3 separate regions of the Homo sapiens genome follow, and all the other regions are linked to region 2. A link is a loop called in an ENCODE intact Hi-C map of the cell type or tissue named here. Cell type or tissue: Calu3. All regions are shown on one strand.

Region 1 (4,000 bases), 66 kb after region 2:
GCCTAAAATGGAATTGACCTCAGTGGCAAAGCTCTTCATCACGCAGCATCCTAAGTGTTGACTATCAGACAATCAGAATGACCCTGGGCTTGGGCAAAATGGTCTCCATCCATCACTTTGAAGTCATTCCCTACCACCCTCCACTCACCCCTACGATTCCCCAGAACTAACTTCCTGCTCTCTCTCCCCAGCTGTCTAAAGACCTCGTTAAACATCCTCGCAATAACTAACTGTGTGCTTTTGGAATCAGACTTGAAGCATCTGTCCAAGTACCCGAGCATTGGTCAACTAAAGACCCTGGACCTGAGTGGCACCAGACTGGCCAATTTCAGCCTTGTGCCGCTCCAAGTTCTCCTAGAAAAAGTTGCAGCCACCCTTGAGTACCTGGACTTAGATGACTGTGGCATCGTAGACTCCCAAGTCAACGCCATCCTGCCTGCCCTGAGCCGCTGCTTTGAGCTCACCACCTTCAGCTTCCGTGGAAATCCCATCTCCACGGCCACCCTGGAGAACCTGCTGTGCCACACAATCAGACTCAACAACTTATGCCTGGAGCTGTATCCTGCCCCGCGGGAGAGTTATGATGTTCGTGGTATCGTCTGCCGGAGCAGATTTGCCCAACTTGGGGCTGAGCTGATGGGGAGAGTGAGGGCCTTAAGGGAGCCCGAGAGGATCTTGTTCTGTACCGACTACTGCCCTCAGTGTGGCAACAGGTCACTTTACGACCTGGAGGTAGATCGGTGTTGCTGTTGAATGCCTGCCTATTTGGGTGGATATATCAAACTCTTTTTTCTGAACACTTGAAAACTAAAACCTAGGTCTTTTTGCGCCCAGGCTGGAGTTCAGTGGCACAATCCTGACTCATTGCAACCTCTGCCTCCTGAGTGCAAGCGCTTCTCCTGCCTCAGACGCACCCGCCATAACACTTTTTAAATATTTCAATCCCACATTTTAAAAGTTACATCTAGGCTGTGCACGGTGGCTCACACCTGTAATCTTAGCACTTCAGGAGGCTGAGGCGGGGGGGTGGCTCACGAGGTCAAGAGATCGAGACCATCCTGGCCAACATGGTGAAACCCCGTCTCTATTAAAAATACAAAAATTAGCTGGGCGTGGTGGCGCATGCCCGTAGTCCCAGCCACTCAGGAGGCTGAGGCAGGAGAATCGCTTGAACCCGGGAGGCAGAGGGTGCAGTGAGCCGAGATCATGCCACTGCACTCCAGTCTGACGACAGAGCGAGAATCTGTCTCAAAAAAGTAAATAAAAACAATCTGTCTCAAGAAAAAAAAAGTTACATCTTTTTGGGGAGCTAGCTCAGATTGATGAGAGATTTTCTCATAACACCTACCCTCTCTCTCTATCAAGGAAGAGACTAGTGCAGAGTGTTTTGGAATCTCACATCATCAAAGGGTGGATAACGATCAAGTGCCTGTGGGTGATGAGTGACCTTCCCTGTGTTGAAGAAACCTACTTAAAGGGCACCTAAGTGAAGGATCCTGCTGAGGATTCAGGGGCTGGTGTTGCTGCCAGGGATCTTAGCCAAGAGCCTCAGTTTCCCTGTAAAATCAGGATGGTAGTGTCCAACAGCTTATGGGACCCTTGTAGGATCCGATAAGATGGTCCATGTTTAGGGCTTGGCATGGGGCCTGGCATAAGTAAGATCAATACACCTTGTTCTTTTCTCTCTTCTCAGCAGAAGTCCCAGCATTTTTCATCTTTCTTTCTTTTTTTTTTTTTTTTTAAGACAAAGCCTTGCTCTTCACCAGGCTGGAGTGCAGTGGTGCAATCTTGGCTCACTGCAACCTCCGCCTCTCGGGTTCAAGCGATTCTCCTGCCTCGTGCTCCCGAGCAGCTAGGACTACAGGCGCGCGCCACCACGCCCCGCTAATATTTGTATTTTTAGTAGAGACGGGGTTTCACCATGTTGGCCAGGATGGTCTCGATCTCCTGACCTCGTGATCCTCCCTGCTCGGCATCCCAAAGTGCTGGGATTACAGGCGTGAGCCACCGCGCCCAGCCGCATTTTTCATCTTTTAATCTCACCTCCATTTCCTGGTAACAGGGAGGCAACAAGAACCCAGGACATGCAATGGGGCTCAGCTTCTACACGCCGCCACAATTTCATCATGATTCCCCCAAACAGCAGAGCCCCAGGAGCCAGCAGGGGACGGGCTGGGCAGTGCAGGACTGGATTCATTTCCAGTGATTATAAAATCAAAATTTCCAGTCCATGGGTCTCGACTGCCATCTGCTGGTAGATGAGACCAGATGGTGTAATTTAGTGTTGCAAGGATTATATTTTATGGTATATTAAAAATTTTACTATTATGTAAATACTATTTGAGTACAAATATTTGTGTTGTCATTTATGTATATTAAAGATATAGAACTTTTAAAGAATGCAGTGTGATATTTTAAGAATGGTTAACAGCTGGGAGCAGTGGCAACAGAGCAAGACTCCGTCTCAGGAAAAAAAAAACAGGCCGGGCGCAGTGGCTCATGCCTGAAATCCCAGCACTTTGGGAGGCCGAGGCAGGCGGATCAACTGAGGTCAGGAGTTCGAGACTAGCCTGGCAACATGGGGAAACCCTGTCTCTACTAAAAAATACAAAATTAGCCGGGCGTGGTGGTGCATGTCTGTAAGGCGGCTGAGGCAGGAGAATCACTTGAACCCGGGAGGCGGAGGTTGCGGTGAGCTGAGATCGCGCCATTGCACTACAGCCTGGGCAACAAGAGCGAGACTCCGTCTCAAAAAAAAAAAAAAAAGAATGAAAGAATGGTTAACTTAGTTTGGATTTTCAAAAAGAATGAGATTTTTAAAACTAATTTTAAAAACACTGAACAAGAATCGCTTGTTCTTTAAATATACTTAGAATAGTACAATTTTAGCATTGGAAGGAAGCATTACAGGTTTTTTTAAGTATTGAGTTTATTTTATTTTATTTTATTTTGAGACCAGGTCTCACTCTCGTCCAGGCTGGAGTGCAGTGGCATGATCACGGCTCACTGCAGCCTCAACCTCCCAAGGCTCACGTGATCTTCCTGTCTCAGCCCACCTGGTAGCTGGAACAACAGGCATGAACCATCATGCCTGGCTTATTTTTGTATTTTTAGTAGAGACCAGGTTTCACCATGTTGCCCAGGCCGGTCTTGAACTTCTGGGCTCAAGCGATCCACCTGCCTGTGCCTCCCAAAGTGCTGGGATTACAGGTGTGAGCCACTGTGCCCAGGCTTCAGTTTGTTTATTTATTTATTTTTGAGAACGAGTTTCACTCTGTCGCCCAGGCTGGAGCACAGTGGCACGATCTCGGCTCACTGCAACCTCCGCCTCCAGGGTTCAAGCGATTCTACTGCCTCAGCCTCCCAAGTAGTTGGGATTACAGGCATGAGCCACCACGCCTGGCTAAGTTTTGTATTATTATTGTTATTTTTATTTTTAGTAGAGACAGGGCTTTGCCAAGTTGGCCAGGCTGGTCTCGGACCCCGGACCTCAGGTGATCCACCTGCCTCGGCCTCCCAAAGTGCTAGGACTACAGGTGTGAGCCACCATGCCCGGCCTATTATTATTTATTTATATTTTTATTTATTTTATTTTATTTATTTTTTTTTTGAGATGGAGTTTCACTCTTGTTGCCCAGGCTGGAGGCAATGGTGCGATCTCTGCTCACTGCAACTTCTGCCTACCAGGTTCAAGCAATTCTCCTGCCTCAGCCTCCAGAGTCGCTGGGACTACAGGTGCCCACCACAATGCCCGGCTAATTTTTTGTATTTTTAGTAGAGACGGGGTTTCACCATGTTAGCCAGGCTGATCTCAAACTCCTGATCTCAAGTGATCCACCTGTCTCGGCCTCCTAAAGTGCTGGGATTTCAGGCATGAGCCAGCACACCCAGCCTATTTTTTTTTTTTTTAATAGAAGTTTTAGGTTCACAGAAAAACTAAACAGAAAGTGCAGAGTTCTCATCTACCCCCTTCCTCCTTCAACACACAGCACCCCTACGG
Region 2 (4,000 bases):
GCAGTTCCTTGTAATTTTACAACCAATACCAGCTGGGAAAGGGGGGCAAGCTGGAGCGTCTGTCCAAACTGAGGCTAGATATGAATCTTTCACCATGAAAATGTTAAAAGATATGAAGGAAGGAGTTAAACAATATGGACCCAACTCCCCTTATATGAGAACTTTATTAGATCCCATTGCTCATGGAAATAGACTTATTCCCTATGATTGGGAAATGTTGGCTAAATCTTCCCTTTCACCCTCTCAGTTCCTACAATTTAAAACCTGGTGGATTGATGGAGTACAAGAACAGGCACGAAAAAATCAGGCTATTTATCCCGCTGTTAATATAGATGCAGATCGATTGCTAGGAACAGGTCCAAATTGGAGCACAATTGGCCAACAGTCAGTAATGCAGAATGAGGGTATTGAACATCTAAGGGCTCTTTGCCTCAGGGACTGGGAAAAAATTCAGGACCCAGGCACCTGGGTGCCCCACGCACCACTTGCCCAGGCACCGCTTGCCCTTCTTCTAATTCAATTAGACAAGGCTGCAAAGAGCCATATCCAGACTTTGTGGCAAGGTTGCAAGATGCCTCTGAAAAATCTGTTTCGGATGATAATGCCCAAAAAGTTATTGTAGAAATAATGGCTTATCAAAAGTCAAATCCAGAATTTCAACCAGCCATAAAGCCATTAAAAGGAAAAGGTCCAGCAGGAGTTGATGTAATTACAGAATATGTGAAAGCTTGTGATGGGATTGGAGGAGCTATGCGAAAGGCAATGCTAATGGCTCAAGCAATGACCGGAGTCACTTTAGGAGGATAGTTAGAGCATTTGGGGGGAAATGTTATAATTGTGGTCAAATCGGTCATCTAAAAAAGAACTGCCCAGTCTTAAATAAACAGAGTAAAAATAAAGAGCCACCTGGCCTGTGTCCAAGACATGGAAAAGGAAAACATTGGGCTAATCAATGTCGTCCTAAATATGATAAAAATGGGCAACTATTGTCGGAAAAAGGGGTGAGGGGCCAGCCTCAGTCCCAACAACAAACTGGGGCATTCCCGATTCAGCCGTTTGTTCTTCAGGGTTTTCAGGGACAGCAACCACCACAGCAAATACCACCACTTCAGGGAATCAGCCAATTACAACGATACAACAGCTGTCCCCCGCCACAGCAGGCAGCACAGCAGTAGATTTATGTTCCACTCAAAAGGTTTCTTTACTCCCTGGAGAGACCCCGCAAAAGATTCCTACAGGGGTATATGGCCCACTGCCAGGAGGGACAGTAGGCCTCATTTTAGGGAGATGAAGTCTAAATTTGAAGGGAGTCCAAATTCATACTGGGGTAATTGATTCAGATTATAAAGGGGAAATTCAGTTAGTGATCAGCTCCACTGTTCCCTGGAGTGCCAATCCAGGTAATAGAATTGCTCAATTATTGCTTTTGCCTTATATTAAAATTGGGGAAAATAAAACGGAAAGGACAGGAGGGCTTGGAAGTACCAACTCTGCCGGAAAAGCCACTCATTGGGCTCGTCAGGTCTCAGAGAATAGATCTGTGTGTACAGTCACTATTCAGGGAAAGCAGTTTATAGGATTAGTGGATACCGATGCTGATGTTTCCATTATCGCCTTAAATCAATGGCCAAAAAATTGGCCTAAACAAAAGCCTGTTACAGGACTTGTCGGTGTGGGCAGCGCCTCAAAAGTGTATCAAAGCACCATGATTTTACATTGTCTAGGACCTGATAATCAAGAAAGTACAGTTCAACCTATGATTACTGCTATTCCAATTAATTTATGGGGCCGAGACTTGTTACAACAATGGCATGCAGAGATGACTATCCCAGCCTCCTTATACAGCCCCACGAGTCAAAAAATCATGACTAAAATGGGGTATCTCCCTGGCAAAGGACTAGGGAAAAATGGAGATGGCATTAAAATCCCAATTGAGGCTGAGGGAAATCAAGAAAGAAAAGGAATAGGATATCCTTTTCAGGAGTGGCCACTGTAGAGCCTCCAAAACCCATTCCATTAACTTGGAAAACAGAAAAACCTGTATGGGTAAATCAGTGGCTGCTACCAAAACAAAAGCTGGAGGCTTTACACTTATGGGCAAAAGAACAATTAGCAAAGGGACATATTGAGCCTTCACTTTCGCCTTGAATTCTCCTGTGTTTGTAACTCAGAAAAAATCCAGCAGATGGCGCATGTTAACCGACTTAAGAGCCGTCAACGCTGTAATTCAACCTATGGGGGCTCTCCAACCTGGGTTGCCCTCTCTGGCCATGATCCCCAAAGATTGGCCTTTAATTATAATTGATCTGAAGGGTTGCTTTTTTACCATTCCTCTAGCAAAACAGGATTTTGAAAAATTTGCTTTTACTATACCAGCCATAAATAATAAAGAACCAGCCACCAGGTTTCAGTGGAAAGTGTTGCCTCAGGGAATGCTTAATAGTCCAACTATTTGTCAGATTTTTGTAGCTGAAGCTCTTCAACCAGTTAGAGACAAGTTTTCAGACTATGTCTTTCATTATGTTGATGATCTTTTGTGTGCTGCAGAAACGAGAGACACATTAATTGACTGTTACACATTTCTGCAGACAGAGGTTGCAAACGCAGGACTGACAATAGCATCTGATAAGATTCAAACCTCTACTCCTGTCCATTACTTGGGAATGCGGGTAGAGGAAAGAAAATTTAAACAACAAAAAATAGAAATAAGAAAAGACACATTAAAAACATTAAACGACTTTCATAAATTGCTAGGAGATATTAATTGGATTTGGCCAACTCTAGGCATCCTTACTTATGCCATGTCAAATTTGTTCTCTATCTTGAGTGGGGATCCAGAATTGAATAGTAAAAGAACATTAACTCCAGAGGCAACTAAAGAAATTGAATTAATTGAAGAAAAAATTCGGTCAGCACAAGTAAATAGAATAGATCACTTCGCCCCACTCCAACTTTTGATTTTTGCTACTGCACATTCTCAACAGGCATTATTGTTCAAAATACAGATCTTGTGGAGTGATCTTTCCTTCCTGACAGTACGATTAAGACTTTTACATTGTACTTGGATCAAATGGCTACATTAATTGGTCAGGCAAGATTACAAATAATAAAATTGTGTGGAAGTGACCCAGATAAAATCATTGTTCCTTTAAACAAGGAAGAGTTTAGACAAGGCTTTATCAATTCTGCTGCATGGCAGATTGCTCTTGCTGATTTTGTGGGAATTATTGATAACCATTACCCAAAAACAAAAATCTTCCAGTTTTTAAAATTGACTACTTGAATTTTACCTAAAATTACCAGACATAAACCTTTAGAAAATGCTCTGACGGTGTTTACTGATGGTTCCAGCAATGGAAAAGTGGTTTACACCAGGCCGAAAGAACGAGTCATTGAAAATCAGATTCTGCATATGTAGCACAGCTACAAAGGATGTTGAGACAGCCCTAACCAAATATAGTATGGATGATCAGTTTAACAAGCCCTTTAATTTGTTACAACAAATTGTAAGAAAAAGAAATTTCCCATTTTATATTACTCATATATGAGCACATACTAATTTACCAAGGCCTTTAGCTAAAGCAAATGAACAAGCTGACTTGCTAGCATCATCTGCATTCATAGAAGCACAAGAACTTCATGCTTTCACTCATGTAAATGCAACAGGACTAAAAAATAAATTTGATATCACATGGAAACAGGCAAAAAATATTGTACAACATTGCACCCAGTGTCAAGTCCTACACCTGCCCACTCAGGAGGCAGGAGTTAATCCCAGAGGCCTATGTCCTAATGCATTATGGCAAATGGATGTCACACATGTACCTTCATTTGGAAAATTGTCGTTTGTCCATGTGACAGTTGATACTTATTTGCATGTCTATGGGCAACCTGCCAGACAGGAGAAAGTACTTCCCATGTTAAAAGACATTTATTATCTTGTTTTGCTGTCATGGGAGTTCCAAAAAAAAATTAAAACACGTAATGGGCCAGGATACTG
Region 3 (4,000 bases), 600 kb after region 2:
TTAAAAATTAACATATTGGGAGAGAAACTAATTTGAAGGGCAGATCAGGGAAGGCTTCTCTGGGGTCATATTTAAGCAGAGACTAGGGGGTTAGGTAGGAATCATCCAGCCTGGGAGAACTGGTGGTGACGAGGCCCTGTGGGCAGATAGATACATCTATGGGAGGCAGACCTGGAAGAGCCAAAGGGCATGGTAGATTTCAGAACAGAGAGGAGACCAATGTGGCTGGAGCCAAGGCGGGAGTGGAAGTGAATTGGAGGCAGAGATGAGAAATGCAGGAGCTAGGCTGCTCAGGTCCTTGGTAAGAATTATAGGCTCTACTAGATTGGTGAGGTCTGACCGCAGCTAAGAAAAGCCAGGTGTGAACATCCATCCCACCCATCCTGGTTAGCATCTGCCCTGTTGATCATGCCTGTGGTCTAGGCCCACCCACAGTCTTGCTTTCCATTTTCACTCCCACCATCATGAATCTCAACCCCTGATTCCACCATGTCCAGGTGATTGCAGGTGTCTCCCAAGTGATCCCTCTAGAAGCCCCTGGGAGGTGATCAGGAATTAGTGCCCTTACAGAAGAGACCCCAGAGAGCTAGCTAGCGCTTTCTACCAGGTGAGGATGTAGCCGAGAAACACTTCTGTGAGTCAGAAGATGGTCCTCACCAAAACCAAATCTGCCACCACCTTGATCTTAGACTTCCCAGCCTCCAGAGCTGTTGTTTATAAGCCACCCAGTGTACAGAATCTCTATTGCAGTAGCTCACAGGAACTCAGACAAGGACCATACCCGACCTCACCTTGAGATGCTCTGGGATGGACTGTAAGTTGGCAGGGAGGAATTAGCAGCCAGGATCCACATCTAATTCTCTTTATCCTCAGTCCCCAGCACACTTAGAAATGCTTCAATAGAGTAAGGTCACATTGAATGTGAATGTCAGAATTGATTGGCAGTCCATCCCTCTGATCCTATTGGAACATGGCCCTGCCCTCTCGCACCCTCAGGGCCTTTGCACTTGTTCCCTTTGCATGGGATCATTTCCCCATCCTTCTCACCACATGAGCGCCTATGCATCCTTCAGTTCTCATTATAGATCACAGATGCTTCTTTCAGGAAACCTCACCTGACCAGGTGAGATGTCCACATCATACCCTCAATTTATTTACCTCCACCCTGGGAAATTACCAAATTAAGGCAGCCTTTCTCATTAGATTGTGAGCTCCTTGTGCACAGGGCCTGGGTCTGATTCACTCTCTTTAGATTTGCTGCCCAACACCCTCCGTGGCTTATAAATAGCACCTAATAAATGGCCATTCATTGTCGAAGGACTATAATGCAGTGGGCACTGCATTTGGAGCTGGGGAAGGAGGCAATGATGAATAGAAACGGATACAGACTATTCCTTCTATTTTCATGTGTATTTGAAGTTTTTCATAATAAAAAGTCCAAAAAACATGTAAACCCCACCCCCGCCTTCACAAAGGGTACAGTCTAATGGGGAAAAAGCCATTAATAAAATAATCACAGAATTTATCATTAAAAATCATGTTTAGCCATATGGAGGAAAAGCAATAATAAATAATTCACTTCTACAATTCTTGAGTATATGCCAAGCATTGTTTTAAAAGTTCTGTGTGCATTACTCATTTAGTCCTCACAAAATCCCTACAAGGACGGCACTATCATTATCCCATTTTGTAGAAGGGGAAACTGAGGCAGAGAGCTTCGCCCAACATCACACAGGCAGGCAGAACTGGGATTCTAACCCGGACAGCCCAACTTTAGAGCCGATCGTTTGATTGTATCTATGGCTTTTATAAGGACATACCTTAAGTCATGTACGTTCTAGTAATGCCAGCACTAGTCCCAGAGTTGTCCTTGGAAGGTGCCGTTTTCCCACTTGCCGGGCCACAGAGATGAAGGTGAAATCAGAACCACAAACTCACACCTAACCAGGGCCATCTTGGAACGCTACGTGCAGCCACAGTGACCTCTGGTGGTCAAAGCATGAATGGCATGAATGCATCACATTGACGCCGGGAGACCAAACCTCAGGATGATTTCCCAAATCGGCTTGTATTTGCTAAGGCCTCATTCGGGTCCTACTTGGGCTAGTGTCTCCCAGGACACGAGGAAGGATAAGTTTCCAAAGGCGGACTGTCAGGGCTTGGTCAGTGGCTGGGGGCTACTGGGAGTCTGTGCTCCTGTGTTCTGTCCAGGCCTTCGGAAAACCCTGGCCTCAGCTCCATCCAGCTCCCCTCTCCTGGGGCTTCAGGACCTGGGGCTTCAGGACAGGGGGCTGTGTGGCTCTGTCATCCAGGTTCAGTTGGTAACATCTTTTGCAGGCACTGTGTCCCTGGCTGAGAAGGGGACAGTTACTCATTCATTCATTTGATCAAATATTTATTGAGCATCTACTGTATGCCAGGCACATTCTAGGTGCTGAGAAGAAAGCAAAGAATAAAAGAGACAACGTTCCTGCATTCCTTCTCCCCTACATTAGGGGCTGAGCCCCTTTTTCCCACCTCCCTTTTCCCTCTCCTGCCCCCACCCTCTTCTTCCAACTTATAATGTAGTGTAATGATTTCATTCCTGGGGTTCGCGTGTGTGTGGAGTCTCTGTGTGTTGAACAAAAGGAACTTGACTTCTACTGCACTCAAAGAATAAACCATAAACTGCACTCAAAGAATAAACCATAAACCAGAACAGACAGACAGACACACGTATACACACACACATGCACATGTACAAATTCCTGACCTCATGATGTTTGCATTCTAGTGAGGAGAGACAGACCATAAACAGGTGATCATAAATGTCACAGAGAAAAGTAAAGCCACAGCAAGAGGGTCAGGAGTGGAGTGGTGGATGGGAGTCATTTTGTTTGGGCTGGGCTGGGATGCCTTGATGATATTTAATGAAGGCCCAAGGTGCCTTGTAGGGGTGCAATTGGTTTGTTCCCTTTCTCTCTGTCTCTTTCTCCACTGCAATTATCCAGAAGTTAATACATACAGTGGTACAAGTAGATGTTTTCATGTTTGAGAGTCAAAGATTCTAGAGGCAGTCACTCAGGGTGACATTGAAGTAACAATTTTCTACTACTTTGTTATAGTAGCCCACAGGGACTCAGACAAGGACCATACCTGACCTCACCTTGAGATTCTCTGGGATGGACTGAAAGTTGGGAGGGAGGAATTAGCAGCCAGGATCCACGTCTAATTCTCTTTATCCTCTGTCCCCAGCACACTTGGAAATGCTTCAATACAGTAAGGTCATATTGAATGTGAATGTCAGAATTGATTGGCAGTCCATCCCTCTGATCCTATTTGAACGTGGCCCTGCCCTCTTGCACCCTCAGGGCCTTTGCACCTGTTCCCTTTGCCTGGGATCATTTCCTCTATCCTTCTCACCGCGTGAGCTCCTATGCATCCTTCTCACCTCAGCATAGATCCTAGGTGCTTCTTGCTGGCTGGAGCGTTGGCCATGCAGGAACGAACATTTGTCCTCTTTTTCCTGTTGTGCTTCACACTTGGAGAAGTGGATGCAGGGAGGTGAGCTGTGTGGATATCTGGGAAGAACATTCTGAGCTGTGGGAACAGCCTGTGCCGGGGCTCTGGGCTGGGTACTTGAGGGACAGTGAGGAGGCAGATGTGGCTACAGGTGCAGTAGGGGGGTCGGGGCGGAGCAGGAGGTGAGGCCAGAGAGTTGGGGGAGGTGACTCTCACAAGGGGCCTTAACAATACCTTGTCCCTATCTCTGGTGGGGCTGATTTTGGCCTTGAGGATGAAGGCAACACCTTCTCAGAATGCTGAGCAACTTTGTCCACACAGTGGAGGGGTGGAGGAGGTGAGCTCCTGACTCAGGTGCCCTGACACCATGTGGGGCTCTCTGGGGCCAGGCATCCTCAGAGGCTCTCACTTGCATCATTTCTTGTTTACTTTCCCAACAACCCCGGGTGATAGGCCTTATGCTACCCATTTTCTTTTTTCTTTTTGAGATGGAGTCTTG

Evidence for each region. Hi-C counts contacts between places; a loop is a spot of excess contacts. Peaks named below come from ENCODE experiments on the same cell type or tissue, not always from the same donor. Only the 100,000 strongest peaks of a DNase experiment are listed, where the experiment ranks them.
Region 1: it touches region 2 in a loop (12-fold over the local background); 11 of 110 quality-filtered maps call a loop at or near these places.
Region 3: a loop joins it to region 2, with 19 times the contacts of the local background. A loop is called at or near these places in 9 of 110 quality-filtered maps.

The regions. Positions count from the first base shown.
Region 1 is chr1:13,420,506-13,424,505 of GRCh38, forward strand. It overlaps PRAMEF20 (PRAME family member 20), which reads left to right. Exons shown (of 4, transcript NM_001099852.2): 4 at 192-823. The coding sequence ends at 753. Among named protein-coding and RNA genes, the nearest start is that of PRAMEF20, 12 kb to the left of the region's middle. In Calu3, a CTCF peak has its summit at 2,261 (motif pointing left); a DNase peak (open chromatin) is centred at 2,216.
Region 2 is chr1:13,354,788-13,358,787 of GRCh38, forward strand. No RefSeq gene overlaps it. Among named protein-coding and RNA genes, the nearest start is that of PRAMEF14, 9.7 kb to the left of the region's middle. In Calu3, no CTCF peak of the experiment used is centred here; a DNase peak (open chromatin) is centred at 2,184.
Region 3 is chr1:13,958,590-13,962,589 of GRCh38, forward strand. It overlaps a transcript of KAZN not described here. Among named protein-coding and RNA genes, the nearest start is that of PRDM2, 260 kb to the left of the region's middle. In Calu3, a CTCF peak has its summit at 1,986 (motif pointing left); a DNase peak (open chromatin) is centred at 1,982.